4 separate regions of the Homo sapiens genome follow, and regions 2, 3 and 4 are each linked to region 1. Evidence: chromatin loops called from intact Hi-C (ENCODE). Cell type or tissue: IMR-90. All regions are shown on one strand. Each heading gives the region's core, and the rest is flanking DNA. Links, peaks and the distances in the headings are about the cores only.

Region 1 (7,786 bases), core at 1,429-6,428:
TCAACCTATGGATTTTGGGGGGATACCACTAAGTTCATAACATCAGGCAAAAGGAGTTCTCTGATGGGTCCCACAATCTGGAGGTACCACTCTGGCCCTCCTCTGGTCATGCCCTTCCCCAGAGCATGAGCAACCTACCAGATTATAGGGTCATGTCCATCCAGAGCTGGCGCTCCACCTTCTAGACTATATTCTGGGTACATGGTACCCCAAAATTCCTTTCCCAAGGAAGGACCCTGCCTCCCACTCAGTGGGTGGCCATGGAGCAGCTATTTCAGGGGAGCCAAAACAGAGCTTGGAATGTGAGCCAGTTTGTCTACACATGAGCCTGCCAGGCCCTCCATGACGTGGGAAGATGCCTGGGGAGGAAAAAGAGAGGGGGTAACCCAGGATCATGGGGCCGGAGGCTGGGACTACAGCCAGCTTACCACAAGCCACCATATTGTGGCAGGAGGACAGTACATATTTATTTAATACTTCCTTAGCTTCCTATAGAGCTTTTACATATTTAGACGTGATAGATGGGCCTCCTTTTGTACTCCTCCCCTGGGCACAGTAAATGTTACACATGGGCTCGACCTACATTCTGGTTTGTCCTAGGACAATCCGAGTTTATGCCTGATGTCCTACAGTATTATTAATACCATCACACTTTCATTTTCAATGTCCTGTTTGGGGACAATAAATTGTGTGCTCTGCTCAGCTATAAGATACAACATTAACACAGAAGTTGGGGAACCGACCGAGAAGAGGTTGATCTAGAATAATGAAATAGTTGTTAACCCACCCCTGAGCTGGCTGCAGGATGTACGAGATGTACAAGACACGCTTCCTCCCCAAGGAGTTTGTTGATTATGTCTAGGGCACCAGACTCACACTTTGCTTTCTCTAGAGAACAATGCAGGAAAGTGCACAGATGTAGTTGAGTACTTAATTAATCAGGGCCCAAATATACGGTGTGGATAGTGAAAGGAATATGACTGTCTGCAGAATTCTCCAAACTAGGGCTTCTTAGGCTGGAGCACATAAAATGGAAAACTAGTTCAACAGAAAGAATAGTAATACAAAAGGAATAGAAATCTTTCTGTACATATAAAACAATAAACAAAAGAAGCCCATGAAACTCCCTTAATGCCTCTCACAGCCCCCTGGGTTAAGGACTGAGCAAAGGTTTGAGGCATTTTCTTTTTCTGCATCCAAGTCCTTATTTTCAATTAACACTCTCATCACATCCCTTCCTGGGGACAGGAGCCTGAGGAAGCTTGAACAGGTAGGGACCATCTGGACCAGCTGCACTGGCTGTAGTCTGGTTGTTTTAAATCTCACCTTGCTCCTTCCCTCTGGTCCCTCAACTCCCTTCTCCAGATGCTCAGGCCTATATGTCTTGATCTCATGAAAGCTCTGAAGCTCTGTGACCTTTTCTGACAACTTACTCTCTGTGCTGATTTTCTTTTGCGTAAAGCACCTGCCATATGGACACATCTTCCTAGTTACCCTCTCATCTGTGAGAGTCCACTGGATTGGAGTACCACAGTTAGGTTCACAACCCTGAGTCTGTACGGAGTCTCTGAGGTCATTACCTCTCTCTTTGTGCCAGTATAAGGGATGGTTTTTTAATTGAGATCTTTATTAATTTTCACATGTAACTTTTACACAATAGATAATATATCCCCACAGAATAATATTCAGAATATACAAAAGGGAATACTGTAAAAAGCCTTATGTATTCAGTTCCTTTCTAGTTTTGCGTATTTTTTCCAGAGAGGTTTATTTTCTGTCTCTTATTATTCCTTTTAAAAAATACAAGAGCGAATATGCAAAGCATATTGCTCTACACTGGCTTTTGTTTTAAGTAAACCTTCTGTTTTAGAATAGCTTTAAATTTATAAAAAATTGCAAAAGTAGAATAGAGAGTTCCTATTAACCCCCTACACACACACACACACACACACACACCACGTTCCTCTAATAATAATAGCTTAACATTAGTAAGGTGCATTTGTTGCAATTAATAAGCCAATATTGACACATTATATTTAATGAAAGTTTGTACTTTACTCAGATGTTCTTTGTATTTACCTCATGTCATTTTCCTGTTGCAAGATTACTTCCACAACACTACAGTTCATTTAGTTGTTGCGTCTCCTTAGGAGTCTCTCGGCTCTAACAGTTTATCAGATTTTCCTTGTTTTTGATGACCTTGACAAATTTGAGGAATGCTGTCAGGTATTTTGTAGAATGCTCCTTGGCTGGGATTGTCCTGAGGTTTTCACACCGTTAGACTAAGGTTATGGGTTCACACAGAGGTAAACTGCCATTTTTCGTATCAAAGGTACATGCTGTCAGTATGACTTACCACTGGATATTAACCTTGATCACCTGACTGAAGGTGTTTGCTAGGTTTCTTCACTATGAAGTTACTTTTTTTTCTCTCTTTGCACACTCTTTGGAAGGAAGGCACTAGGTACAGTCTACACTTCAGAAGTGGGATTTATGCTCTATCTCCTTAAGAATAACTGCACAAATTATTTGAAAACTTTTTGCATAAGAGATTTGTCTTTTCTCCCCCATTTATTTATTTATCCAGTCATTTATTTGAGTGACATAATTTGTATGTTGGTATAATGTCAGATAATTTCCAGGATGAGTGTCTTAATCCATTAGGGCTGATGTAACAAAATATCATAAACTGAGTGGCTTGTAAACAATAGAAATGTATTCCTCAGAATTCTAGAGGCTGGGAAGTTCAAGATCAATGCACCAGCATATTCAGGGTTTGGTAAACCTTCTTGCCGTATCCTCAGGTGGTGGAGGGGTGACACTCTCCCTGGGGCCTCTTTTATTAAGGGCACTAATCCAAATCACTAGGGCTCCTCGCTCAGAGCCCCCAATCACCTCCCAGAGTCCCTAGCTCCTAACACCATCACCCTGGGGGTTAGGATTTTAACACATGAGTTATGAAGCAATGTAAACATTTAGTCCATCGTAATGAGGAATTGCGGAGTCAGAGGAATATGTGCTTGTCCTTTTGATGGATGTTGACAATTGCCCTTCAATGAGATGGCTCCAGCATACATTTCCGTAAGTGGTGGGTGGGCAGTGCCTATTTCACCCAGCTTTTCCCACATGGTGTATACATAAATTATTTTATTTTATTTTTTCACAGGTCTTAAATGTGGGAAATAGTCTACAGTTTGGAAGACACCAGAGAAAAATGCTCCACAGCTCGCCCTGGTGACTCACTACAACTTATGGGAAGATGTGAGATTATTCTGTATTCTAATGTATGTTAGAAGGCACACTCCACCCAAAGCCTTCCTGTGTGTTCCTCCCTGTGAGCTCACATCCCGTTCACCAGCTGACTGGGAAGGGAAGTCAGGACCAGCCCTGACCCCATCACACCATCATAACCTCGGGATGGCAGGGCTGGAAGGCACCTCAGACGTCATCCTTTGCAGACTCTTCATTTTACAGTGAGAGGCATGACGTGTCCACAGCTGGTTAGTGCCAAAGCCTGGGACAGGCTTCACATTGTCCAGCTCTTAGTCAGAGCACTGTTGACAATGTCTGCCTTCACTTGGAATTCAGCACCTGCTTTCAGTATAAACCCCTGCATTTCACTAAAACTGAGCAGACTGCTGGTTTAAAAAAGAGAGGTCCATCCAGCAGGGATGATGCTTTTCCTCGTTGAAAGAGGACATTCACCTAATGGGAGACCTGGAGTCAGAATCTTTCTGATGTGTGACTTGGCACAGTAACACAATGCAGGATGCTGGTGTGTTAATAAAAATAAAAATTGCATCGCCTACCTCAGAGTCGACAACAATGTCAAGGAGTTAATGTGAGTACATCTGAAAATGTTACTAATCATGATGATGATATCAATGTCTTTTATTTGCAAGTTCCATTTGTTTTTACTGAAATAATTACTCCTGAGTGGGGCTAGAAGCCAAGCACTTGACAAGTTTGCTCTTTGAACCAGTATGGTTGTGATGTGATTTGGAGTTCCTGCTACTCCTCTCCTCTAAATTTCTTGGATTGGAAACTGTCACTCTTCAGTTAGGAATGCTGAACGGATCCCAATGCTTTAGCGGTGGCCTGGACAGAATGAACTAGGGAGGCTACCACATTTGTTTAAAAGTGCACTGTTCTAGACATCTCTATAAGGAATAAATTACTGGGCTCTGTGCTAATCTGTTTGTATGGCTATAAAGGGATACCTGAGGCTGGGTGATTTATAAAGAAAAGAGATTTAATTGGCTCATGGTTCCACAGGCTGTATAGGAAGCATGGTGCCAGCATCTTTTTCTGGTGAGGGCCCCCAGAAGTTTAAAATCATGGTGGAAGGTGAAGGGGGTGCAGGTGCATCACATGGCAAAAGCAGGGGTGGAGTCAGAGGGCAAGTGTTCCATGCTCTTTTAAACAACAACCAGATCTTGCATGAACTCAGAGCCACAACTCAGTTATCACCAAAGGGATGGTACTAGGCCATTCAGAAGGGATCCACCCTGATGAATGATCTAATCACATCACAACCATACTGGTTCAAATACAGATGTGCTGATTGTTAAAAGACCGAACTACTTCTTTACTGGTTGGTAAATAGTCACTGCTTCAAAAACCCAGGGTGACACCCCATTTTGATCACTTCTTGTTCACCCCATTTGTGAGGGAGAGATTCCCCACCCTACACAGAATGAGATGGCTGAACATGATACCCAACAATGGACAGATGAGATTAACAGCAGTTTAGTAGTCACATTTACTCACAGCTCACAGGAGGAGGATGCCAAATGCCTTGCAGGGCCACATGGAGATTGCACTTGGGAATAGAGTGAGCAAGCAGAGGCTGTAGGAGGCCGACTCTGCAGTAACAAGAGGGTGAAGTGCCCCCTGATTCCCACTGGAGGAAGTAGTTGGTTTGTCTGAATACTTTTGTAGGCTTGCAGGGAACTAAAATTCACTAGGTTGAAGGCCACGTGGTGTGCAGCTGGTCTACATGAGAGGTGAGTGAAGGGGTATATGTTACAAGACCAGGAGAATTCACAGTTAGGCCTTTTTGGGTCCTGTGAAGCTAAAACACGTCAAGGCAGCACATGAAATTTTAGGCCTTGTAATAAACACGACCACTCACTTTCCAGCCCTGTACCCAGCTTGCATCTGGATTGCCCCAAGATCCAGCAACAAAAGCATTAATGTGTGGTACAGCAGAAACCTCCAGTCCCTGATCCAGCACAAAGGCTACTTGCTGTCCTTCTGATTTGGTCATGCACATGCTTTACCAGCTGTTAAATATTTTGAATATCATCCTGGCCACAGCCATTAACACATGGTAGAGCACTGTGACTCAGACCCTTTTTCTCTCCTCCTCCTTGTCCAAAGCTCCCAGGAGTTTTATTCTTCCTGTTGACTGTACAATTGGAATGGCCTGAAAAATCCTTATCTCCCCCATCCCTTCTTTAAAACCTTGTTCCATCCAGTTGGAACTAGAAAGGAGAATGAACTAATTCATACTGAGTTGCTGGTTATTCACTATTTCCAGGAATATTTGTGTTTTAAGAATAGACTCTGCTTTAAAGGAATTGTGTTTTAAAGAGTAGACTCTGATTTAAAGGCAAGCCATGAGCCTGCAAGCCAAACCTAGCCCACACCTGCTTATGCACAATTCTCAAGCAAAGAATGATGTTTATATGTTAAATGTTAAAAAAGAAAAGAAGAAAGAACATGCGATGAAGACTATATGTGGCCTGTTAAGACTAAAATATTTACTATTTGGATCTTTATAGAAAAAGTTTTCTGGCTCCTCACTTAAAGCAAAGATTATCTAATGGTAGAAATGAGGACATTAATAATAGGCTAGGACACTGATTTTGGAGCAGGAGTTCTCATCTGGTTCAAGTGGAAATGCTAAAATCAGAGAGATAAACAGAGAATAAAACCAGATTAGAAAGCTGAAGTCGATAATGCCAAAAGGGCCATTGGCAGGAGAGTGTTCAGGACCAAAGAGCTGAAAACAAATGTAAAGAGGCATAAGTATATTAGGGCAGAAAAGGTGGTTCTGGAAGGGTTGCCAAACCCATCCTGATATATATTGTTTTCTTAAGGGCCCAGGAGCTGGGGAGTCTTCAAAAAACAAAGGTAGACATAGATGGAATGTGCAACAGTGAATCAAAAACCATGTAAAACTGACCTACCTGAGGACATAATTTTTTGTTCTCTTCTTACCCTCATATGCTGTTACAAAGAAGAGGACTGGAGGGTTTGAATGGTGTCTTCCAAACAAGACATCCTTGTCTTTGAAATATTAAATGCTAATAAAATTGGCACTTGATATGGCCTGGAATTGAGATAAAGAAAATGGGTAGGCCAGGCATGGTGGCTCATGCCTGTAATCCCAGCACTTTGGGAGGCCAAGGCAGGGAGATCTTGAGGTCAGGAGATCGAGACCATCCTGACCAACATGGTGAAACCCTGTCTCTACTAAAAATACAAAAATTAGCTGGGCGTGGTGGCACATGCCTGTAATTCCAGCTACTCAGGAGGCTGAGGCAGGAGAATCACTTGAACCAGGGAGTCAGAGGTTGCAGTGAGCTGAGATCGTGCCACTGTACTCCAGTCTGGGGACAGAGCGAGACTCTATCTCAAAAAAAAAAAAAAAAAAGAAAGAAAGAAAATAGGTTAAAGTAACATGAATAAGAACCTTTTTCATAGAAAGGATTGGAAAGGTGAGAATGAGTTTCTGAAGGACTACGTGGAGTTTCTCTTCCTGGAGCCACCTTATGGCAGTCTGTTGTGCCCAGGAGTAAGGCCTTCCTGGCACCTGTGAATCCAACTTGGCATTTCTGCCTCCTGGAACCCCAACAGAGTCTTGGAGGCAGGCTTCTGGCCCGGCATTTCCACTACGTGCTTGCATGCATCTTTGTTTCGAAGGGAGGATTGGTGGGTGGGGTGCTGTAGTCTGGGAGACAGTGGGTGGTAAGAGTTTCCAGGAGGACAGAGACAGACTGATTGGCCCAGCTAGTTAGGGTGCATGGTGTTAATGAGGCCAGGTCATATCCCGGTCTCCCACCACACCCAGCCAGCAGTCTCCTTTCAGGGGTCACAAATTTCACTCTTCCCCAGAAAGGAAGCGCCAAGGGAGAGGGTGGGGATAACTCCATGCAAAACCATCTTCTCTGCTGAAAGAAGAATCCTGCTGGTGGATGGTTCTTGGCCTCTTCCTTACATATATCATCTCTCATTCATTCAGGACATGAACACATAGGACACTGCATCCGTTAGTTTTGGCTGGTTAACAACCTTCCCCAAAAACTGATGGGTTAAATCAATCACTGTTTATTTAATTGACAATCCTTTGGGTCAGCTGAGTAGTTCTTCTGGTTTAGGACTTCTCAACTGATCATTCCCCCACTTGCTTATGCATTTGCAGACAGCTGGAGAGTCTGCAGGGGGCTGGATGACTTAGGATGGTCCCACTCACACAGTCTAGCAATTGCTTAGTTGTCAGTCAGGGTAATGTGGGACATAGGACTTTGTGTCTCTTATTCTCCAGTAAGCCAGCTTAACTTTCTTCCCATGCTTTGGTGGCAGAAGACCTAAGGGCAGCAAGAGAAGGCAAACTCCCATGCATATTGGCCTCTAAAAGTTACAAAAATAGGCCAGCGGCGGTGGCTCATGCCTGTAATCCCAGCACTTTGGGAGGCCGAGGCAGGCGGGATCATGAGGTCAAGAGATGGAGACCACCCTGGCCAACATGGTGAAACCCCATCTCTACTAAAAATACAAA
Region 2 (7,786 bases), core at 882-5,881, 230 kb after region 1:
ATTATTTCCTTCTAGTCTTTTCTTATTTTGTATATTTGCTCTTTGCCTTTTTTTCTTGATTAGGTTAGTTATCAGTATATTGTTTTTCCTTTTTTCCCCAAAGAACCCATGTGTTAGTCCATTCTCATAGTGCTATAAGGACATACCAGAGACTGGGTAATTTATAAATGAAAAGAGGTTTCATTGACTCACAGTTCCACAGGGCTGGGGAGGCCTCAGGAAATTTACAATCATGATGGAAGGGGAAGCAAACACATCCTTCTTCACATGATGGCAGCAAGGAGAAGTACAGAACGAAGAGGGAGAAAATAGCCACTTATACAACCATCAGATCTCGTGAGAACTCACTCACTACTATGAGAACAGCATAGAGGTAACTGCCCCCATGATTCAATTACCTTCCACCAGGTCCCTCCCACAACACAAGGGGATTATGGGAACTACAATTCAAGATGAGATTTGGGTGGGGACACAGCCAAACCATATCAACCAGCATTTCGAATCATTAATTAGTTCTTTTTTTACTCTTTTGTATTACATTAATTTCCTCTTTTATCCTTATTATTTCCTGCTTTATACTTTCTTTTTATTTACTTTGTAATTTTTCTCGGTTTTTAAGTTGGGAATAAAATTTATTTATTGTAATTATTTTTTATTGATTCAAATATTTAATCCCACAGATTATCCTCAGATCACTGCTTTATTTCTCATTAAATCAGATGTGCATATTTTTATTCTATTATTGTTTTTTGAAATTCTGCAATTTTAGTTTGTATATCCTTTTTCACCCAATAGTCATCTAACAGATGTTAATTTCCAAGTAGAAGAACGTTTTTAAATTTTCTCATTAATTTCTACTTCATGGAACTCACTCAAAAACTTTCTTTGTGACTACAATGGGCTGAATGCTTATGTCCCCCTAAAATTCACATTGAATTGAAATCCTAATTCCCAAGGTGGTGGCATTAGGAGGTGGGGCCTTTGGGAGGTGATCAGGCCATCAGATATCTACCCTTATAAGTGGGATTAGTGCCCTTATAAAAGAGACCCCAGAGAGCTAGCTAGTCCCTGTCACTATGTGAGGACACAGCAAGAAGGTGTTGTCTATGAATGAGGAGGTAGGTCTTCAACAGACACCAAATCTGCTGGCACCTTGATCTTAGACTTCTTAGTCTCTAAAACTGTGAGAAGTAAACTTTTGTTGTTTCTAAGCCACCCAGTCTCTGATATTCTGCTATAGCAGCCTAGAGGAAGACAGTTACTCAACATGAGGTCAATTTCTGTGAACATTCTATTTGTGCTTAAGAAGAGAGTATATTCCCAATATTAGCAAGAGTGGAGGTTTCATATATATCTATAATGTCTACCTTATGAATTATGTTGATTAGATTTGAGTGTCTTTATTTTACGGTTTCCATTTGTCTGGAATACCTCTTTATTCTTAGTCTTTCTGAATCACTTTATTGTAGGTGTGTCTCAAATGTATCTCACAGAATTGAGTTTTGCTGTATGAGTCAATTTGAAAATATTTTTAATTGGGGATTTATGTAATTTATTAATAAGCTTATCAATAAATTATAATATAATAAATATAATTTAGTAATATGACTGATGTACATGGTCTCAACTTGTATTCTGTGTAAAATTATGTATATAATTTTTCTTTCTCAGTGTGGTTTATTTCATGTGATATTTATTTTTTGATATCTAGGAAGATTAATATCTTTGTTGCAGTGCTTACCTTTTTGCCACTACCTATTATAATGCCCTTAGTCTCTTTTCTCACATTTACTCTGCTACTTAGTGTTTTATTTGCTTCAAATTATATTCTTCATTCCCACCTATTGTCTATGCAACAATAGGTCACTTCAGTTTTGTCACCACATATAACAGTTGAACTGTTCTTCCCCCCATGACTCTGTCCTTGTTTAAGTTACAGATTTACATTGAAATATATTCAATGCTCACACAGTCCATTTTCCAGAGTTCTTCAGGTCCAGGTCCTATCTTGGTTAAATGATGTTTTTTCTATAGTAGGACCATTAAAGTTGGATAGTGATTGCAGTGTTCTCTGGGGTTCTGCACATAGAAAATCGCTTGATACTTGAAGCTTAGCTCATCTACATAAAAGCTATTCCACAGTTCCTTTAGTTTCCTGAAGATGTGACTGTGTTATTCTTTTACTTTAGATGAGAAGTCCGATTTTCTTTCCTATGTAAGTGATTTGATACTTTTGCCTGGAGATCTAGAAAAATTTTTTCTTTATCTTTAAATTACAATATTTTCCTAGTATATGTCTTGGACTTCACCATTCCAGGTTTATTTTCCCAGGGATACTGAGGAGCCTTTAAAGATGCAGATTCAAGTTTTCTTTTAATTTCAGACATTTCTCTTAGTCTGTGGTTTTAAATACTAGTGGTTTTCTATTGTAATGGCCTTCTTCTATCAATTATTTTCTCTCTGATCTCTTTTGCTTTGTTCCTTATTTTATTTTTATTCCCTTTTTTCATGGCTTTCCTCACTGTTTCATATTTTCAGTCAAATCTCTTTTTCCATGGGTACTTTATAACTTGGCCTTTATTTTTAAGATGATTTTGTCTTTTCCTTCCATATCTTTCCTGAGTTCACTCAATTCTTATTTCGCATTTTCCTGAAAAATAGGGTTTTTCACAAAATAATAGGGTTTTTTGGTCGTATTTCTTTTATAAAGCTTAAAACTTCTGATTTAAGGTTTTTGTTTTCTATCTTCACATGCTTGTTTTAGGATATTCAATTCAGTGTGGGTGTTCTGTTACAGTTTTCTTCCACCTCATATTTGATTTCGGTAGAAGCATTTTCATCTGCTGGAATGTTTTAATTCCTGTTTTTTTTTTTTAAGTTATTGGCCTTGTATGAGTGTCGTCTGCCATTTTCTATTCATTTTTAGATGTTTAAATATACAGTTGTAGATAGGCGCAGTCATGGCGTTTGATGACTGACCATGTTTCTTAGTTCAAGAGCACCCTCTTCTGTTGGCATGGGAAAGTGTAGTTTCTTCACTGACAGCAGCTTTTGTGGGGGAGGGGTTGGTGTGCCTTCTGAGCTTTGAGATCCACTTTTGCTTGGTAGGACACTCTTTCTTCGTTCTTCCCCTCCACTCAGACGCCTCTGAAGCCCTGCTGCCAAGCGGCCCCCTCTCCTCCAGAAATAGTGCCCTTTCCACAGGCCAGCCCAGCCCCATGGGCAGTCAAACCCTCCCTTTCATTCGCATCCTGAAGCAGCGCCCTCAGGCTACCTGGCCTGTGAGTTGTTCAAGCTATTTCTCAGTCAGGTGCGAAGTTCTCTTTCTGGAGGTTATTTTGTCTGTGGTTTTGGACACTAATGCCCCCAGGCACCGTTCTCCTTTTCCAAACAATCTTCAGGCTGAGTCTTTGCTCCAGCACTTGCTCTGGAGACCACCTTGAGCCTGGGAGTTTACTCCCTTATCTGTAGGTAATTTGAAGTTTGGAGTATTCTATCTCAGTTATATTGTGTGTGTATATTGTATGTTTTATTGTATGTGTGTATATGTATTTGTGTGTGTGCATATATGTATATATAGACAGAGAGAGGGAGAATCTGGAATCTGGAAGTTAAGTTATAGACTCAGGAAATTCTTAAAGCTGTTTTGAATATAAGATAAACTACAGTTTAGGATTACCAATAAAGCTTCACTAGACTCAGGTCTCCCAGCTTCCAGGCCAGTTTTCCTACTAACACCCCATACGCTCTTGGACAAGTCGTTTAACTTCTCTGGATGCCAGTTTTCTCTCTTGATGGAAAGCTATCTGTAAGTGTCTTTCCAGTAATATTCCATGTGTTTTAGACTGTTCCTCTAGCATTATGACTCTCTTCTCCATAGAATACACACAAAAGAAATTAACCTGCATCTTACAACTCAGGCCTCAGCATCACAAAGAAATTAAGTTCTGTGTTAACTGAGTCTTGGTGTCATGTAAATAAATATAAACTTGTTTCTCTCGCTGTTTCAAAGAGAACTGGGGTCTCTGTTCATTCGATTGGTAGCCCTCTAAGGGATGGGCGCTTAGTTGGGAGCTGCCACATGTCTGTGTTGGGTTTTATTTTTTCACAAGGCCAAAATGTTCCCTCTAGAACACACAGTCCTCACCAAGTTCAGAAAGAAGCCAACTGCCCTTACCTCCTCCCCTCTTCTCCATGCTCCTCTGGGCTCAGGGTCCTGCCTCTAGACCACTCCCCACAACATAAAACATCTCCATTCCTAGAGAAGACCATAATTTTAAATAAATAAAAATAGGGAAGGAACAGGGAAATTGCAAGGGTAAATGTGAAAATATTCAAGGTCACCATAACCACTCTTGTTCAATAATGTGAATTTATGTAGCATTCTCAGTTTTCATGTGCCTAAAATAATGATACATACTCCCCATCCATAGTGGCTGAAGAGGCAATATCACAGATGATTCATCCCAAAAGGGCCCTCCAAAGGTCATCCTGGCAATGCCCTTGCCTTGCTTTGAAATGACTCTTGCCTGTTATAAATAGATGCAAATATTGAGTGGGTAGGGAGATTCTCCTATTCTTAAAGCTGTCAAGGTCAGGAGATGAATCTGCCCCCTCAGTCACCTGCTCACAGGTTCCCACGACTCTGACATTCAGGAAGCCAAGAAGAGATAAACTTCCTTTATCAGGATCCAATCTTCAACACTAGTCATTTGAAAACTATATCCAACTGTCACTTGTAGATCCTCTATCTCTCTGCATCTGCATCCGGAATACTGGCAGCAATGACGACAACAATAGCAGATCAGCATAAAACCAAAAACACATTCATAAACACACACACATACACACTACACACACACATACATACATACACACATATACACACAAACACACACATGCACACATGCATACATACATGTACACACACATGCATACACACATACACATGCATACGCCATACAAATGCATACACATACACATGCATACACACACATATACAAACATCCATGTATACACACACATACACACATGCATATACATATACACATACACACTACACACATACACACATACGTGCATACACACATACATGCATGCATACACATACACGCATACACACATCCATACATACACACAAACACACATGCATATACACACGCACACACACACAATTAGGCAGAGTCTCAGAGGAAAGAGGAAGATCTGTTGAACTGAAAAGTATCCTTAGAGAAAGAATTGGGAAACCAGAGGCAGAAAAGAATAGACTTTCATAGCCCCTGAGCACTCCAAAATATTGCAGAGTTTCCTCATCTACTTTCATTTTCTCCACCAGCCCAGCTTCACCCCTAGAGGTCAAGAAGGCTCTTTTTGATTCTGTCAAAGTCTCCCTGGCCAACCTCTTTGTATAAGAAAACAGAAAAACATTCAGACACGAACCTGACCCTTTATTCTCCTGCTTAGACTCCTTCACTGGCATCCCCTATCTAAGCCCAGCTAAGCTAAGTCACATAGATAAATAGCTACTTTACCAAGTGGAATGTATCAAGTGTGATAAGAAATGCAGGGAGGAACTCAGTGAAAGAAGAAATTAATTCCAACTGGAGAGATCCAGTTCCACTGAGAAGGTGGTATTATACAGAGCCCCAGAGCAGGCATAGAGGTAGAAAGACTCCAAAGTGCAATGTTCTAAGAAACAGTGAGTGTGCTGGGCTGTAATGAAGAATGCATATCGTGAGGTGGCAGGATATATTGTCATCAGAGAGTAGGCTGGGGCCATGTCAGGGAACACCTGAAATGTAAAATTTCCTGTATCCTTGAATCACTTTTTTGGCTTCACTTTTCTTTTTCTTTTTTTTTTTTTTTTTGAGACGGAGTCTTGCTTTGTCGCCCAGGCTGGAGTACAGTGGCACGATCTCAGCTCACTGCAACCTCCGCCTCTCAGGTTCAAGCAATTCTCCTGTCTCAGCCTCCTGAGTAGCTGGGGATTACAGGCGCACACCACCACGCCTGGCTAATTTTTGTATTTTTTTAGTAGAGACAGGGTTTCACCAGGTTGGCCAGGCTGGTTCCGAACTCATGACCTCGTGATCTGCCTGCCTCGGCCTCCCAAAGTGCTGAGATTACAGGCGTGAGCCACCATGCTCAGCCTTGGCTTCACTTTTCTAATGTCTCCACATTTGGGATCCAGAATGGTTATCATATACCACAAGCCTGGTCATGTTTGATGCATCAAGATTTATAGCTTTTAAAGTGCTTTGAATTATAGACTAATAGATTAATAGATATTAATTAATAGATAAAAATAACAAAAATAGTCCACCTTTGGAAGTAATATGCTTAATGTGCTCTATGTAACCTTGGAGTGAACTGTTTCTGATAACTTCTTGTGGCCCAAAATGTTATCCTGCCCTAAAGAAATACTAACTGGCTCAGTTGAAGATGGGCATGGTAGTTTCCATGTGAGGATTAGAACAGCAGGAAGGTCCTTGCAGAAAGAGAGATAATATAGCCATTGCAAAACATTGTATCCAGTCTGCAAATGATCATCTTAGAGAAGTCCTTAAGCCCATTTATGACCTTAGAGCTAATTTTAACTCAAGTAGGAGAGCTAGTACAACATAATCATCAAATCAAGTACCAGGCAAAGAAATGGCAGAAATAAGACTCAAATCCAGGTTTAACTTGGGTGCAACCTGGGCAGTTAGAGCACTTCTCCAAGTGTCCTTGTCTGTAAATTAGAGATACAAAGAGTAGCTACACCTTAGAGTGACTTTGAGGATGAAATGTGGTAATAGACATTGAGCTTTTAGCACCATCCCTAGCACATAAAAGATGCTCAATAAATATTCAGTGATTACTGTTGAGTGAATAAATTAATAAATATAATTCAATACATGTTAATAATTCAACAATGAATTACTAACCATTAATAATGAATAATTCAGTAAATGTTATTAAAGGAAAAGGGGAAAATATAGATATTACTGTTCCCCATGGCTCATTATCACCCTCATGGATAAAGATAGCTGTTTAGAAGAGGGAAAAAAAGTGAAAACTGCAAAAGCAATTAAACATCCCCAGCAAACACAGGTTTGGTAGAACTAGAGAGAATGACAGGAGTCTCTGAAATGGCTCGGGACTAGGAGGAAAGACTTCTGGATCATGGTCCCGACCCTGACACTAATTGATGTGTAGTTTTAGGCAAGTCACATCACTTCTCCAGTCCTCAGGGTTTCTAACTTCAGAATGACCACATTGGGCTGACTGATCTCCAAGTTCCTTTGGCTCTCTGACTTAATCTGAGGTTATGAGATACCCGCCTGCAAAGTCTAAAGACCCTTGAAACCCAATGGCTCTTGAGGAGAAGTTTCTTAACAGTATTGCAGTTTAGTCAGGAGACTGAACTAGAGAACCCAGGTGGACATTCTTTCCAGCCAAAGACTCAATACTTCTGGAAAGATTAAGGTCACATTTGTTTCAAGAGTGTCCAGTACAACAAAGACCTTCCACAGGGAGTAGTAACTATTCCTGATAGGGAACCTCCAAACTGCAATAGGCTTTACCCTTTTTTATCTTTCCTCTTTCTTCGTGCCTCAAGTCAGATCATAGCAAGAAGAAACCTTGGAAAATCCCCTCTTCTCCTCCACACCTCCCAGAGATGCCCAAAAAGCAGTTTAATGCTTTTTCGTAGACTTAGAAAACAGTTCTGTTCTTCCCTGGGCTCAGAGAAGCCTCCCATTTTGGAGCTCTTATCTTCAAAACCTTGCCAGGGACAGGCACTGGT
Region 3 (7,786 bases), core at 1,523-6,522, 110 kb before region 1:
TTTGTGGTCAAATTATAAAGGCCTGTTTAGTGGGTGGGGTGACGTCACACTGACCACAAAAGCTTATATTTCCTGCTACTAAATACACAGCCCCTGCTGACGAAGTGATCATTACAGAGAGAGCTTGTTCTGCCGAGGTCACCCCAAAGTGGGGATGAAGGCACTGGGGCGGGGGCTCGGTTGAGAGAGCAGAGCCATTATTCCCAAGTGTGTCTGCCTGCCTGCTGATCCTCATCTTGCTAGAACCAAAAGATGAAAATAGAAGTCTCTTTGTGCTTCCTCCAGGCCTTTGTCTCTAAGGATGCTGGGGCACACTGGGACACAACATGGTGGGAAAAAGGAAAAGACAAAAATTCAGGTCTTTGATTCCAGTTTCCTCATTTATAAGCTCAGTGATTTTACCTCTCCGGGTTGAATCCTGAAAATCTCCGTTTTACTAAAGAGAAAAGAACCTCATCCAGGGATCACACGGGAGCATGTATTTTAAAGTGACTGGTTTTAGTTTTGAGGGCAGCTGCTATCTTATAGTGATTTCTTTAGTGTTCCCACTTTCCTTGTGCTGATTACAAACGGTGGTTCTCTCTTCTGAGAGGAGAGAGTAAAGGGTAGGTTTTGTTTTTACGCATTTCTTTCTATTTTATTTATTTATTTTTGCAGAGGTCATGGGTGAACAATTTTTTTAATGAAGGAAAATAAATGAATTAACGTGGTGACTTGTCCAGTTAAGCCAAAGAAGCCACACCAAGTGTTAGAGGACCACAGAGGAACCAGAGAGGATCTGGGTAAGATCTCACAGGAAGAGTAGCATCTGGGTTGGGTGTAGTGCATAGGAGTTTGGCAGGCAGAGGGTTATGATCATAATTACCATCCCCAGGAACCCCTAAGTATCCCCTGGCATTAAACCAGAGTGGTCTGAGGCCTTATGTTGTAAGTCCTTGGCACTCCAAACCTCAGATGAAACAAAAATTGATGGATGTGCTTTTTGAATAGTTCACTCAATCAGGTTAATTTTGACGTTTAAAGAAGCAGAAAACCACTGCTCAGCCAAGATCCTGCAGAACTTTCCTATTCTCCATCCTAAGCCCTTGGTGAAGTAGAACTCAAATTCCCTACATTTTTCTTTCTTTTATTTTTCCCCCCTCTTGTGAGGGATGATTACAAGTAAGGCCTCAAACCCAAAAAGGACTTGGAAACAAGTCCACGTGGTATTCAGTGAAGGAAATCTTTTGCTTTTATCCATGTAATTTAGGTGGTCTGGACAGCCAGTCTGGATACTCTAACTGCTGGCAAGATTCTGAAGGCCAAGGTTGTGTAGGTTGGTTCTCTATATAAACCGAAGAATTGAAAAACTGCCCCGTTCCTTTGGGCCATGTGTGTCCACCAGGCACTTATTGTGTGTGCACTTTCTGCCAGGCCACTGGCTAACTTTAAGGGCCTCCAGTGGGCCTAACGCCATGTGCAGTTCACCTGATCTGAGGCTGTGGCGGGCTGGTGTGGCTCAGTTATTCCCCACAAGCTGCCATCCCCTGGCTTAGACATAAAGCCTTAGCTCCATTAATCATCCTTTTCCTGGAGCATACTAGATGAGCTCCTGGCTGGGAGTAGAACTATCATGTTCATTTCCTAATTTTAAAAAGTGTGTGTTTGCTAACAGCTGGAAGGCAGGCTAGAAAGGCAGCTTCAAAGTCCCACTGTGGGGAAAATAATGCTAAGAAGATCCTGGGGCACTTTCTCTTGAACTCACCTCCCCTGTAGCACTGGGGACTGTCCTAGAAGATGAAGTCTGTGCTGGGGGTAGTGAGGGAGGGCCCAAGGCTTGCAAAGAGGATGGACACTGTCAATTTGGGCTGGGCTTAGCCATTAAAAGTAGATCTCTGAAAACAGAACTGGGGGAGTGAAGATGGAAGTTATGCTGTTAAGCTAATGAAAGAGTCAAGAAATAGAGAATATGGAGAAATCAGTGGCCAGAGCCCAGAAAAATAACAATTATGTGAAAAAAAAATGTCATTTAAAAGGTAGAAGCCAAGGAACTTGATGAAAACCAAGTCAAATAGCCAAGATATCTTTAACAGACTCAACATAGCTGACACTGAGAAGAACCTAAAAACTGAGGCAATGTTATAAATAGATCAATTCCAGAAAAAGCAAGACTCCTGGGGAGAAGGGTTGGGATGGAATCAGAACCAAAAGGTGAGAGCTCTCATTGTTCCACGAGGGAAGGACAGAGTCTCAGAGCAATGGCTGGGTCAAACGTGACAAGGATAATGGAAGTAAAATGATCAAAGTTAGAAAGGTTCTGACATAGTACAATAACAGAGGCCATGCAATGTAAACATATATCAAAACATCACATTTCAAGCTGGGTGCAGTGGTGCACTCCTGTATTCCCAATTACTCAGGAGGCTGAAGCAGGAGGATTGCTTGAGCCCAGAAATGAAAGTTCAGCCTGGGCAACATAGTGAGATCCCATCGAGAGAGAGAGAGAGAATCACTTTATACCTCATGAATATATAATATATATTTTATTTTTAAAAAGAAAATTTAAAAACAAATGCAGGTCATGGATCCAGAACTCAGAATGTAGGTAAATTAATAAGAAACTAGAAAGAAAAGACCATCTTTCTTAATGATTTCAACTGGCTCTGTAGGAAACCACCCAGGTGTTCATTGTCTCCAAAGAGCTAAACCTTGCCTCAGAAAAATGACCTTCTCCTATCTTTCCTGCTGCAGCAAGAACCTCTGGTTTAACCAATTAGGTAAGTCATTTATATGACACTCAATCTGAATTATTCTGTCTGTCTGTCTGTCTATCAATTTCTCTATCTGTCTATCATCTTTAGGGAAAAAGTATATCCCATGCACAGTTATGATAACAAAGGAGTCATCTTCTATACAATATTAAACATAACTATTGAAAAGTTAAAAACTCAAGCCTTCAGTTTAGGGTTTGATTTTCATGATCCAAAGCAGCATTCTTGACTGATTGTTTTTCCTTGTGTTGATTCATATTTGTCTGAGTGAATTTGATTGGCTGTTTTGGAATTGCGTAAGATACTTCTTCATTGACCCAAATAATCTGTTTGTTGATTTTATTCAGACTAACATATAACTTAATTGACTAAATTTTTGCCTTTCTCAAATGGTGTGGTGATTACATAGACTCAATCTGTATTTTTGAGAAGTTTTTAAGTATGCTTTCATTAGCCTGAGACTAGTGTTCCTGAAACCTTGTAAAGTACGGAGCACTTCAGGAGCAGAGAGAATGAATACCTTGGGTGATGCCCAGTGTAAATCTCATGGTCTGGAGGGAATCTTGTGGCCAATATGAGCCTCGTCAGATGTCAGGCTTTCCAAAAGTAGAAGTGGAAGGCTCCTGTTTTTCTAACTCCTGCTGTTCCCCTGACTATCACTATGTTGTCCATATTGTTTTCAGAACTCACAGCTTAAAGAACCACCTTGCTTTTCTTAGAACTTTGGGGGTGGACCTTACTCCTTTTTACTTTTTTTTTTTTTCAAATTGCATGTGGATTCTACTGTATTTAGCATAACTCAAGCTTAGCATTTGAACATGTTTCATAGCCAATAGCTTTGCACATCCTCCATGATTGCATACTGTGTTTCAGACACAGATGTAGGACATGCAACTGATGTGGCCATCACTAATGTCAATACTGACCCTTGCTCTGTGCTTTGGGCCCTAAGTAGAGCTAGGTCCATGTAGTAGTCTAGTGCCCTCTTGTGGCTTTCAAACTAAGAGTCTTGAGCTATTTTGTAGAATTAGAGCTATTTGTAGAATCACGAGTTTGAGAAGACCACTGTGAAGTTACGTCCTGCCTTCTCTCCCTTAGTAACACTACCCACCTCCTGCAAAGCACAGTCAGTGATGGGAGACATGTTCTACTCTGAGCTAAGAAAAACACTTTGGAATGTGGAGATCAGGGTACTGGAGTTTAATAGAGACCTTTAGAACTTACTATACTGTGGATACATAGCATATGACAAATAAATGTTAATTGAAATTCCTTTGCCAAATTGGCGATACCTCCCAGTTTTTCCATTCACTCTTAAACTTATTCATTCAACAATTTCTCCAATGACATGATTTCAAATAATTTGATATGTTTAATTTGAAGGCAAGAGAATTATAAGGAATATATCAAGTGATCTCAAAAGTTTGAAGATCTGTAATGTGACCAAATCAAGTATCCTACATGGCTCCAGAGAGACACACATTAAGGTTGTAGATATTGGTTAGATATAAGGAAGAACTTTTTAGTGACTGCAATTGTAGAACCCTGAAACATGTCTAGGAATAAACTTCTCATTGCACTGAAACAGTTTAGCAGGGATGTATTAATTTTTGAAATAGACATTTTAAAGAGAAGTTTCTCCCATGGACTAATTGATCTTTGATAAAAATCTTAGATTTTTAGAATCTAAGATTTTGATTTTTATTAAAAATCTAAGATTTTAATAAAGATGTTTTAGATTTTTAGTCTACAAATGTATTTAAGAAAAAGCACAGCTTCCTTTGACTAGTCAATTAAGTCCCACAGCTAAGCAGTCGTAAGGAGCAGAAAAAAATAACTGTTGGGTACTAGGCATAGTACCTGGGTGACAAAATAATCTGTACAACAAATCCCTATGACATGAGTTTACCTATATAACAAACCTGCACATGTACCCCCAAATCTAAAAGTTTAAAAAAGTCTTCTCTAATGTTTAATATGAAACTTTCCCATATGAACATTGCAAGTTCATAACTACCATCTCCATTTCTAGGAAATCAAATTGTGTGTGTGTGTGTGTGTGTGTGTGTGTGTGTGTGTGTGTGTGTATACAGGTGTATGTTTACCCAAACCCATTTTTATAACCTATCTGGTTTTGATTTTCTAGATTGTAATAGGACTTTTGACATTTTCTTCAAAACCTGACATTTTGTCACTTAACTGCTTTTCATTTTCAGCAAGCCTTTCACATTGATGTCTAATTGTGTATAATGGCCAATTACACACTGGAAAAATATGCATATTTGCTTGATTCTGGTTATATGACATATGATGAGTATGTTCATACATATTTATTAAAGCAGTTATTCATTCATAGCACAGCAAAAAAAAAAGAGTCAAAGACTGAATTTCAGGAGGTTATTAATGAAACATAAGAACTTAGTTTTGTCACCCCAAGTTGCAGGGACAATGAAAGCCACTGTCTCTTAGTTCACATCAGCCTAAGCTGCAGGACAGAGGAGATGACTTATGCTTCTGTCCAGGATAATTTCTTGCTCTTTTAAAGAGGTAGAATGATGTTACAGGTATGGGTTGATTGGATTTCAATTGCTGCTATTGTTTTGGTTATTTTTCATATTTAGTCAATACAATCTTCTCTATGCTTTTTGAAAAATCTGTACCGTAAACCTTAGAGGGGAAACAGTGAATCCACCATGTCTTGCAGAGGTCCAAAACCAAGTTAAAACCAGAAGCCATTGGGTCTTCAGCCTTTGGACCTGAAGGTGGAAGGTGGGTGAGATAACTGCCTCCCCCATGTTCTCCCTTTCTTCCAGTGGCTTCATCACTCCTATTACATTGAGACTGAGGTGGGGAGTGGTTTGAGAGTTTTCCAGAGAGAAAGCTGATTTGTCCTTATGAGGCTAAAACTTTAAAGGTCTTGGGGTTCAAGAAAAGTTCAGGTCCAGGATCCAAAGTGGTTTGAGATTTCCTCCTGTTCTTCCTCACAGTAGTTCCACTGCCCTTCATCTTGGCAGAAGGGCCAATGGCCTATGTCACAGCCTTGCTGACAGCCCTGGGCTACAACAGAAGAATTCTTGCCCCTTCCCATCTCTGTGGGAGAGACACACTGGATTGTCACCAGCCTGTGAAATAAACCACCCACCTGGTCCATGGAACCATTTCAAGGCCAGAAAAGCCAGCCTTACTCAGCTGTGCCATATGGGAAAGAAGAAACACTGTTTTTCCCCATATGGATTTGTCACACATTAATAAGAGGCATTTGCTCTCAGTCTCAGCCAAATGCCTTGGTTCTTAAAACACATGAGAAGACGTGCTTGACTTAGCTTGCCAGGGAATTAGATATGTACTTCATAAAGTGAATCTAAACTAAAACTGTGTTGGGCTATTTTGTCCCTACCTCATTGGAGAGACATCCCTGCAAATGGACAGCTAATCTCTTTAATGAGCAAAATACCCGAAGGCTGTTCTGGGGAAAGAGTCCAGCGTTTAACTGCTTCTTGCTGCACAGCTCTGGAACGCAAAATTTTAGAGCAGAAAAGGACCTTGGAGATCATGAATTGCCCCCTCTCCCTTTCCACCTCATTTACCATGTAAAAACTGAGGCCTCAAGAGGAAAGTGACTTGTTCAAGAGCACTCGTCTGTGTTGTGGCCTATAGGACTCTTACCCAGGTCTTTTCACTCTTAACCCTCTTCTCTTTTCTTTCTTTTTTTTAAGGGTTTTCTTTACATATATGTATACTTTAACTTCTGAGGTACATGTGTAGAATGTGCAGGTTTGTTACATAGGTATACATGTGCCATGGTGGTTTGCTGCACCCATCAACCTGTCACCTATATTAGGTATTTCTCCTAATGCTATCCCTCCCCCAGCCCCCCAGCCCCTGACAGGCCCTGGTGTGTGATGTTCTCCTCCCTGTGTCCACGTGTTCTGATTGTTCATCTCCCACTTATGAGTGAGAACACGCCATGTTTGGTTTTCTGTTCTTGTGTTAGTTTGCTGAGAATGATGGTTTCCAGCTTCATCCATGTCCCTGCAAAAGACATGAACTCATCCTTTTTTTATGGCTGCATAGTATTCCATGGTGTATATGTGCCACATTTTCTTTATCCAGTCTATCATTGATGGGCATTTGGGTTGGTTCCAAGTCTTTGCTATTGTGAATAGTGCTGCAATAAACATATGTGTGCATGTGTCTTTTTAGTAGAATGATTTATAATCCTTTGGGTATATACCCAGTAATGGGATGGCTGGGTCAAATGGTATTTCTAGTTCTAGATCCTTGAGGAATCGCCACACTGTCTTCCACAATGGTTGAACTAGTTTACACTCCCACCAACAGTGTAAAAGCGTTCCTATTTCTCCACATCTTCTCCAGCATCTGTTGTTTCCTGACATTTTAATGATTGCCATTCTAACTGGTGTGAGATGGTATCTCATTGTGGTTTTGATTTGCATTTCTCTAATGACCAGTGATGATCAGCTTTTTTCATATGTTTGTTGGCTGCATAAATGTCTTCTTTTGAGATGTGTCTGTTCATACCTTTGACCACTTTTTGATGGGGTTGTTTTTTTCTTGTAAATTTGTTTGAGTTCTTTGTAGATTCTGGATATTATCCCTTTGTCAGATGGATAAATTGCAAAAATTTTTTCCCATTCTGTAGGTTACCCGTTCACTCTGATGATAGTTTCTTTTGCTGTGCAGAAGCTCTTTAGTTTAATTAGATCCCATTTGTCAATTTTGGCTTTTGTTGCCATTGCTTTTGATGTTTTAGTCATGAAGTCTTTGCCCATGCCTATGTCCTGAATGGTATCGCCTAGGTTTTCTTCTAGGGTTTTTATGGTTTTAGGTCTTACGTTTAAGTCTTTAATCCATCTTGAGTTAATTTCTGTATAAGGTGTAAGGAAGGGATCCAGTTTCAGCTTTCTGCACGTGGCTAGCCAGTTTTCCCAACACCATTTATTAAATAGGGAATCCTTTACCCATTGTTTGTTTTTGTCAGGTTTGTCAAAGATCGGATGGTTGTAGATGTGTGG
Region 4 (7,786 bases), core at 983-5,982, 170 kb before region 1:
ACTGGATGGTTTTATCTTCACCATTATGATTATTAAAAGCTAATATAAACAGAATACATCTATATGATAGATATCATGTCAAGAATTTTACATACACTATACTCATTGGTTCATCACCAACTGAGACTTTGTACTCCATTATCAGCTCCATTTATAATAAGAACAGTTCTACCTCTTGTCTTAGTTCCTTTGGGTTGCTTTAGCAAAATACTACATGCTGGGTGGCTCATAAACAACAGAAATTTATTTCTCACTGTTCTGGAGGCTGGAATTCTGAGGTCATGATGCCAGTATGGTCAGATTCTGGTGAGGGCTCTCTTCCTGGCATGCAGAAAACCACCTTCTTACTGTGTCCTCATATGACAGGGAAAAAGGGTGAGAGAACTCTCCAGGGTCTCTTACAAGGAAATTCATCCCATTCATAAGGGCTCTCTCCTCAGGACCTGACCTAATCACCTCTTAAATTCCCCTCCTTTTAATACCGTCACCTTGGGGGTTAGGATTTCAACAAAGGAATTTTAGAGGGACACAATTATTCAGCCCATAACACCTTGTTTTGATGCTTAGAGTAACACAGGGAAACTCAATTCAAGTTTAAGAGACCTTGAAAGTTGACATCATCCATCCCTCAACTTCCAGGCAGAATGAAATCCTCATTGCAGAACTGTAAAGGGGGAAAAGAACTTCTGTTTAAAATTCATTAAAAAATACTCTCTAATAAATGATCCTCAGCCTCCTTCAGTGAGTCATTTTGGTGTATAATAATCATCACAATCAGGAATTCTTTTATTCAATGTACAGCCCACAAATCATAAGACTTCCCTGGAAATTTTACTGGAATTTCATCTGACACCTAATTTTTTCCAACTGGGGTTTTAAAATAGGTTATTTATTTACCCTTAGACCCTCGTTTTGTGGTACCCATACCTCTCTTGAACACTTCAGATTATCATTTGAAATGAGAAGTAGTATGTGTGCATATATTCATGTACGTGTGGTTCAGACAGACATTGAAACAAAAGCAAAATAAAATATCTGCCTATTGTCTTTTATAAGCCAGTATTGTTATTCACGGCTGGGGTTTGAATCTTGCTTAATTATTTGCAATTGCCAGACCATGACCTAAGTAGTTGGGGTAAAGAATACCAAGGGCTCTTTTCCTGTAGATGGGATCAGCAGCTTGGTATGTCAAGCCCTAAAGCATCCTGCCTTCACACAGCTCTTTACTAAGTCATCTGTCTTCACATCCTCACCTTTATAATGGGCTGCTTAATAGCTGCTGGGCATGAATAGCAATCATAAAACATAAAGTGCTGTACAAGTATTGATTAGTAATTAATTTCTCATTTTATTCATCAAAGCTACTTAATTGAGAAACTTTTTCCCCACTTATCTAAGCTTACACACCCAGAAAATGAGGGAAGCGTGTGCATGTGTGTGTGTGTGTGTGTGTGAGAGAGAGAGATCTAAGTGTGTATATGGCAGTAGGGGCTGGATTTAGGGCCTCTGGTTTTTTTCTCTCTTTCATCCACTCACCTGATGGCCGTCTATCTCTATGAGTCATGCAAATGGCTTTGGGGCAGTGATGTCAAGGACATCAATAACATTGTTATAAGAAGGACTGATGAGTCTGCATACTTGCAACTGTCTAATTGGTTCATCTAGAAACCAAAAGACTGGGTCCCAAATAGCAACAGTTCAAAAAAAAAAAAAAAAAAAAAATCCAAGGATCCTGAAGCAAGGAGAAGATACTGGGAGAAAGAGGAAAGGAAGTGATTATAGACAGAGCCTAGGGAAGACACACCATTTCAGTAGCTGGAAATCTGAAATAAGAATTGTTTCCTGCTGGCTCAGGCTTTGGACTAGATCTTAGGGAGCTTGGCTGTGAATTTGGTCTTCCTAGAAGGAACAGCAGAGCAGAACTTGAAGGAAAAGTGTCAACTTATCCCGCTCCCTGTAGCTATCATGGAAGTCTAAGCCAGAGAGATACCTGGCTGGGTTGGCTCAAGCTTAGGAGAGAGCCTTAACTTCTAAAGGGTTGACACAGGGACAGACTTATCCCCTGTCTGGATAATGTTGTCTGCCTGTGTGGGGTTGCATGAGGGTATGGAGTTATTTTTATTTCACTTTTTCTTCTCTTAACCACACAATGCTAGGTCTCTTGATATTTTTCCCCTCAAGTTTACTTTTAGAAATTGCATTACTATCTGCTAATCTAAACATATTAATTTCAGCCTGAGGTCTAAGGGTTTAAAGAAAAAATCTCTCTCTTTGTCTTCAGTTTCTTTGTTCAGATTCTTTATTACAAAGACATAATAGTAGAAAGACATCTGTCTGCTGGATCACAATTAATATTTACCCATGGGCACATGTAGCTCTCTATTTTCAGGCCTCCTTCACCTAGAACTGAAAAGATGTCCAGGTTACCCTACAGTGTAGGGCCTACACAACTTATTTGAAAAGGGAAAGATGATTTTCTTCAGTTCATTTAACAAAACACTTTATAAACATTTGTTATGTGCCAAGAGCTATTTTGAAGTACTTTTCAAGTATTAACTCATTTAATTCTTTCAGCAACCCAGTGAGATAGGGACTATTATTATTCCCATTGTACAGATGGGGAAATCAAGGCATGGAGAGATGATATGACTTCCCCCCAGTTGCACACCTCATTAGTGGTGGAATCAGGATTCTAACCAAGGCAGTCTGGCCTGGGATCCTTCATTCTTGACCATCACTTCAAGATGAAGCTCACCCTTACTGATACTTCCTGGTCTTATCTTTTAATTATTCAGGTACTCAATTTTCTTACTCATATAGGGAGATTGTATAATGAGATCTCCTCATTTATTCAAGTAAAGCCTGTGGTGTTTAGCTCCCCCTTGGTTCTCCTTGCTTTGTATTGTAAATACCTTGACTATGCCTTTAGCTCAGGCCTTTAGGCTTAGAGTTACAGGGTTACAGGGAGCTCATAGGGCCCTGTACAACTATTCTACAGAGTTTGAGGATGGATATAACCAAACCTGACACCCTCTTCTAGGCCAAAGCCACAGAAGGAAAGAAGAGAACAGCTTAGTAGTCAAGGGTGCTCCGTCAAACCACATAGTTTAGATTCTTAGAATCTGGTATCATCTGTGCCACCCTTGCTGAGTCACTTCCCGGCAGTCCCTGCCTTCTTATGGGCTGGAGCTTGGTCTTAATCATGAGGAATTTCAGCAGGAATGGATGTCACCAGCTCCTTATACAGTCACAAAACCACTTCTGTTGGGTTCAGAGCCATGGAGCATCCACACAGCATTCCTTCCTGCCTGTCAAGCTTCAGAAGTTTCCATGGCTTCCCCAACACCCAAAGGAAGAGGAGAGTAGAGGAAAACGGAAGAAAGGGAAGACAGAAGAAGAGAGAGAGGGGACAGAAAAAGAGGGGGAAGGGAGAAGAGAGGCAAGGATGGGAGGAAGGAAGGAAGGAAGGGACGGAGGGAGGGAGGAAGGAAGGGAGGGAAGAAAGGCTTTTCATTAAGCCTCAGATCAACCAACCTCTGGCCTGCTCTTCCTGATTCCTCTGCAATAGGTGTTCCACGTGTTGTACTGTAAAACTCACTTCCAACTTCAGCATTCTTCTGTTGTTTAAGGCCTTCTGTGACCTCTGATTTCCCCAAGTTCAAGTCCAAACTCCTAAGCATGGGTCACAAAGTTCTTTATAATCTGGTCCCCATTTTTCCTTTCTATTTTGCCTCTCTATCCTTTCCATATTCCCATTTTCTCCCTTCCCTCCTCTTCCCTCCCTTCCTCTCCTCTCCCCTCCCTTTCCTCTCTCATTCTGCCCATCTACCCTGCACCCCCTTTCCCTGCCTGCCTTCCTCTTCCCACCTTCTTCTTTTCTTCCCTACCTCTACCTTCAATAATATTAACCTGGTTGTAATTCTCTAAAACACAAATCTTCCCTCTTGCCTCCTGATCTTTGCTCAGATCTTCCCTTTGCTTGGAATCTTTTCCCCTGTTCCCGCAATCGGATGACTAACTGCCACTTAATCTCTAAAACCCAACCTAGTTTTGCTCCAAGGATACTATTCCCTGGCCCTACCACAGCGCCTCCTGTCTACCCTACAATGCAACAGCAGGCCTCATAGTATTTTACTCTCCACCTTAATGTTCTTCTCTCCCACAGGACCATAATCTTCATAAAGGGGTCATGTCCTTGACAAATTATCTCTGCAAAGCACACTATGTGGTACATGGAAGATACTAGCAAAGATTTGTCGACAGATGACATCAATAGTGTATGGCAGTGTAAACTGGGGCCCATTCCTAACAAAGAGTCTTAATATAATTTCCTCGGGTATCACACTGGGGGTGAGAGCCAGAAAAGAGGTCAAGTCATTTGAAGTCGCCTGTACAGAACATGTAGCTATTCAGATTACAGCCGGGACTAGAACCCAGCCCATTAAGCTGCAAGCTTCTCAAGGATGAGAAACACATCTTATTAATCCTGCAATTCCAGTGCCTACCATCATGTCTAGAAAGTAGAAGGTGCCTAATGAATGAATGCATGAGTAAGCTGTCACCCCGTTCTTTCTACTGCCTCGGACAATGTGGAAAAGCAACTGTGGCATTACATTGGGGTTGATCACTCTAGACAACTAAACTAAATAATTAGAGCTCTACCATCCAGATTAGGATGTGAATTATCTGCCATCGAAATTTACTGGTTAAGCTGAAAATTATCAAATTGCTTTGACTTTGTGCAGTATAAATGTAAACTGCATTTACTTCCTGAATTGATGGGTTGCATACAAAAGTGGCCCAGATATAGTATTACCACCATGTCCACAGAAAGAGGCTGCTGCTATTTTTAAAGTTCCCCTAGAAAGTAGATGATATGATCCCCCTTGCTTATTCATTCTGATGTCACTCAGACCTCTAGGGAGGAAAGTTCCTCTTTTCATTCTACTAAAATTGCTCCTACCTTGTATTTGGAATGTTTCTCCCTACAGGTCAGATTACAGATGATAGGAAGGCTTCTGATATTGAGCCATCACCCCAGTGTTTGCCCGTGTTCCTGGCTTAGTAGACAGTATAGATGAGAGACAATGAATGTCTGTGTGATGTTAATTTAACACGGACTCCAGCATGTAAGCCTGGACTGGTTAGCACTGCCACTGAGGCAGCATCTGATGGGTTGCAGAGGAGCTGCATAATGTAATATTTTTTAGTACAAACTTCAAAAAGTGACTCTGAAGTAGTCAGACTGCAAGGGCTTCCAATTTTAGCTTTCTACCTAAGTAACTTGCTCTAAGCTCACACAGCTATTACCTTCTCTGAACCTTTTTGCCCCTATCTGTAAAATAGGCCTGATAATAATATAACTTCCTTAGATACAATTCATATAACATGCTTTATACAGTGCCTAAAATATGGTGCATAATAAATGTTACACACACAGACACATGCACCCCTCCCAGCACTGTGGGTAGTTGCTCTAATGGGTAAATCAGCACCTGGGCTGTGACTTTTCTTTGGTGACTCACATTTTAAAGCATTGTTTTCTCTGTTTATATCCTCTTAATTTCTCTATGAATTCATAGCCCTTGGAACCTGCTCTGAAGATGACTGCACAGTATCTCCCAGTTCCCCAGGGCCTCCCAAAGCAAACTTCATGTTATTAACATAGCTTGTATTTTAGCAGACTGTCCCAAATATCCACCCAAATTTGATGTGAATCAGTCGAGTTATTTTCTTTTGAAATGATGATGAGAGAGAGAGGTAAGAGAGAGTTAATTTTGTTTGGCTACATGGAAAGTGAAAAGGCAGAAAGCAGGCAGAGGATAACCCACTTGCCTTGTCCTGCTTCTCATGCACAGAGCACAGATGTAGCACAGAGATCTGAGGATGGGGACCTGTGAGACCCAGGCATCCAACAGAAGCCATTCCTGTTAACAGAGTAAGCGTTTTAGTAAGTATCTCAAGTGAAGAAAACCTTATAGCGAAGTCAACTGAAACATATCTTGGTCTCTAGTGAGCTGTGAGCAATTGCATCAGCAAGGCCTGAGCAGATAAGGGCCCACAAGGAAGAAAGTCACATCCTACAGCACACAGCAGGGGACAGGAGTGAGAGTGTGACACATAGGTCCCACTGCAGCAGGGTCTGGAAGTAGAGAAGTCCCTCGTGGTTGTGGCAGTGACCTCCCATGGCTACCCTGGTCAAGGGTTTTCGCCAGATCCTGGGTAAGGAGGGGCTGGAGAATGGCTCCCAGATCTCCAGTGACTAGAAGTCACATCATTGGATATTTTGTGGTGACATAATTATCAATCGTTTTCATTCCATGTTTATGATGGATGCTTTAGCAATACTTTTGTTAACTTTAATAAAGAATCCAATTATATCAAGATTTTCTAACCAGAACAAGAAATATCAAGGGAAGCGACATCCTTTACTCTGCAAAGCCTCTTAAGAAAATTTCAGGTGTTTTTTTTTTCTTTCTATCAGAATCATCATCCTAGATTTCTAAGTCAGGCAATGATCGACTTGCCAGTTGCCATGCGTACATAAAAATAATTAAAGCAAAAAACAATACTAGGTAGCATAGCATGGGTTCCACCTCCCCAGCTGGACTTTGAATTCTTTGGGAGTAGAATGTTGTCAGCATCTAACTTCTGACTAGCAGAGCTAGGACTTCATCAGCATCATGGTAGAAGGAGGGGAGTGGAGGTGGTGATGGGGGGGTGCATGAGTCTGTCTCTCCCTAGAGACATTAGGACACGTTTCCACCATGATTGTTGCAATGTTTTGTCACAGTCCCATCTGGAGCTTACATGCAACGACTTTGAGGGGTCATTTCGGCCTTGGGATACTAACTCAAGATGTCAGCACCACCTGAGCTATGTGGAGTGAGCAGTTCAGGGCTCCCTAAGGGAGACATTAGAGAGGATCACAGACGTAATCATGCTATTCCACCTGTTCCTATAATTCTCCCCATCAGAGAACTTGTGCTTCCACAAAGGAGGAGTTTGCTTGTCTCTGTGGGTCTGACTGTGCAAGCTGCTGCCACCAATGGCTTTGAATCTCTCATGCCTCTTTCTAGGGAGGGGGTTCAGATAGGGAGAGCAACTTCAGGAAGGAGAATGAAGAGGAGGCTGGCTGCCTAGAGTAGGGCAGTTTGGCAAAAATATTGAATTTATTAGTACAGAAGTAAGAGACATAGCCCACAAATCTTCCCTGGTTTCAGTGTTTCCAAAGGTGCTTAATAGAGTGATTAAAACATAGGTTTTGTATAACAACTTAGACTTTACCAAAATTCCTTCACACTCAGAGCTCCATTTGTGCATTGAATTGGCGTAGGACTGAAATGATCCCCATGTTATAGATGAAGGCATAGATTTCAGAGAAGTTAAGTAACTTCTCCAAGACCTCACAGTAAGGCAGTAAGACAGTAAGGAGTTCCTCAGTGATAAGTTTATGTCTTTTAATGTTTTTACCCCCAGGACCTAATAGAGCAAGGCTAACAAAAGTTTATTGAGTAAATGAGCTGGGCTGGAACACAGGCTTCTTTCTGTAATGAGGGTTGCCAGATTTAGCAGATAAAGACACAGGAAGCCCAATTAAATTTGAATTTTAGATAAACAAGAAATAATTATCTCCTCTCTCTCTCTCTCATTATTTGTCCAGTTCTCTTATTTTAAAGGGATACATTTCAACATCTTCCTGTTTGCAATCTTTGTTATCAACAACAGATAGTCAGTGAAAATTTCAAACACTGGAGATTTCTCAAATAACTAAAAGTAGAATTAC

What was found. Peaks named below come from ENCODE experiments on the same cell type or tissue, not always from the same donor. Only the 100,000 strongest peaks of a DNase experiment are listed, where the experiment ranks them.
Region 2: it touches region 1 in a loop (6-fold over the local background); 4 of 110 quality-filtered maps call a loop at or near these places.
Region 3: it touches region 1 in a loop (3-fold over the local background); 6 of 110 quality-filtered maps call a loop at or near these places.
Region 4: a loop joins it to region 1, with 4 times the contacts of the local background. A loop is called at or near these places in 3 of 110 quality-filtered maps.

What each region holds. Positions count from the first base shown.
Region 1 is chr2:217,274,432-217,282,217 of GRCh38, forward strand. No RefSeq gene overlaps it. Among named protein-coding and RNA genes, the nearest start is that of DIRC3-AS1, 4.4 kb to the right of the region's middle. In IMR-90, for the core only: no CTCF peak of the experiment used is centred there; DNase peaks (open chromatin) are centred at 3,440, 4,830 and 5,340; H3K4me3 peaks cover 928 bases; H3K27ac peaks cover 4,304 bases.
Region 2 is chr2:217,507,935-217,515,720 of GRCh38, forward strand. All of the region lies in intron 2 of DIRC3 (disrupted in renal carcinoma 3), which reads right to left. Among named protein-coding and RNA genes, the nearest start is that of DIRC3-AS1, 230 kb to the left of the region's middle. RefSeq lists a silencer at 2,932-3,021. In IMR-90, for the core only: a CTCF peak has its summit at 3,001 (motif pointing left); a DNase peak (open chromatin) is centred at 2,977; H3K27ac peaks cover 2,907 bases.
Region 3 is chr2:217,162,699-217,170,484 of GRCh38, forward strand. No RefSeq gene overlaps it. Among named protein-coding and RNA genes, the nearest start is that of DIRC3-AS1, 120 kb to the right of the region's middle. In IMR-90, for the core only: a CTCF peak has its summit at 3,728 (motif pointing left); a DNase peak (open chromatin) is centred at 3,733; H3K27ac peaks cover 1,890 bases.
Region 4 is chr2:217,102,781-217,110,566 of GRCh38, forward strand. No RefSeq gene overlaps it. Among named protein-coding and RNA genes, the nearest start is that of DIRC3-AS1, 180 kb to the right of the region's middle. RefSeq lists an enhancer at 2,586-3,785. In IMR-90, for the core only: a CTCF peak has its summit at 4,096; DNase peaks (open chromatin) are centred at 1,171, 3,161 and 4,041; H3K27ac peaks cover 4,035 bases.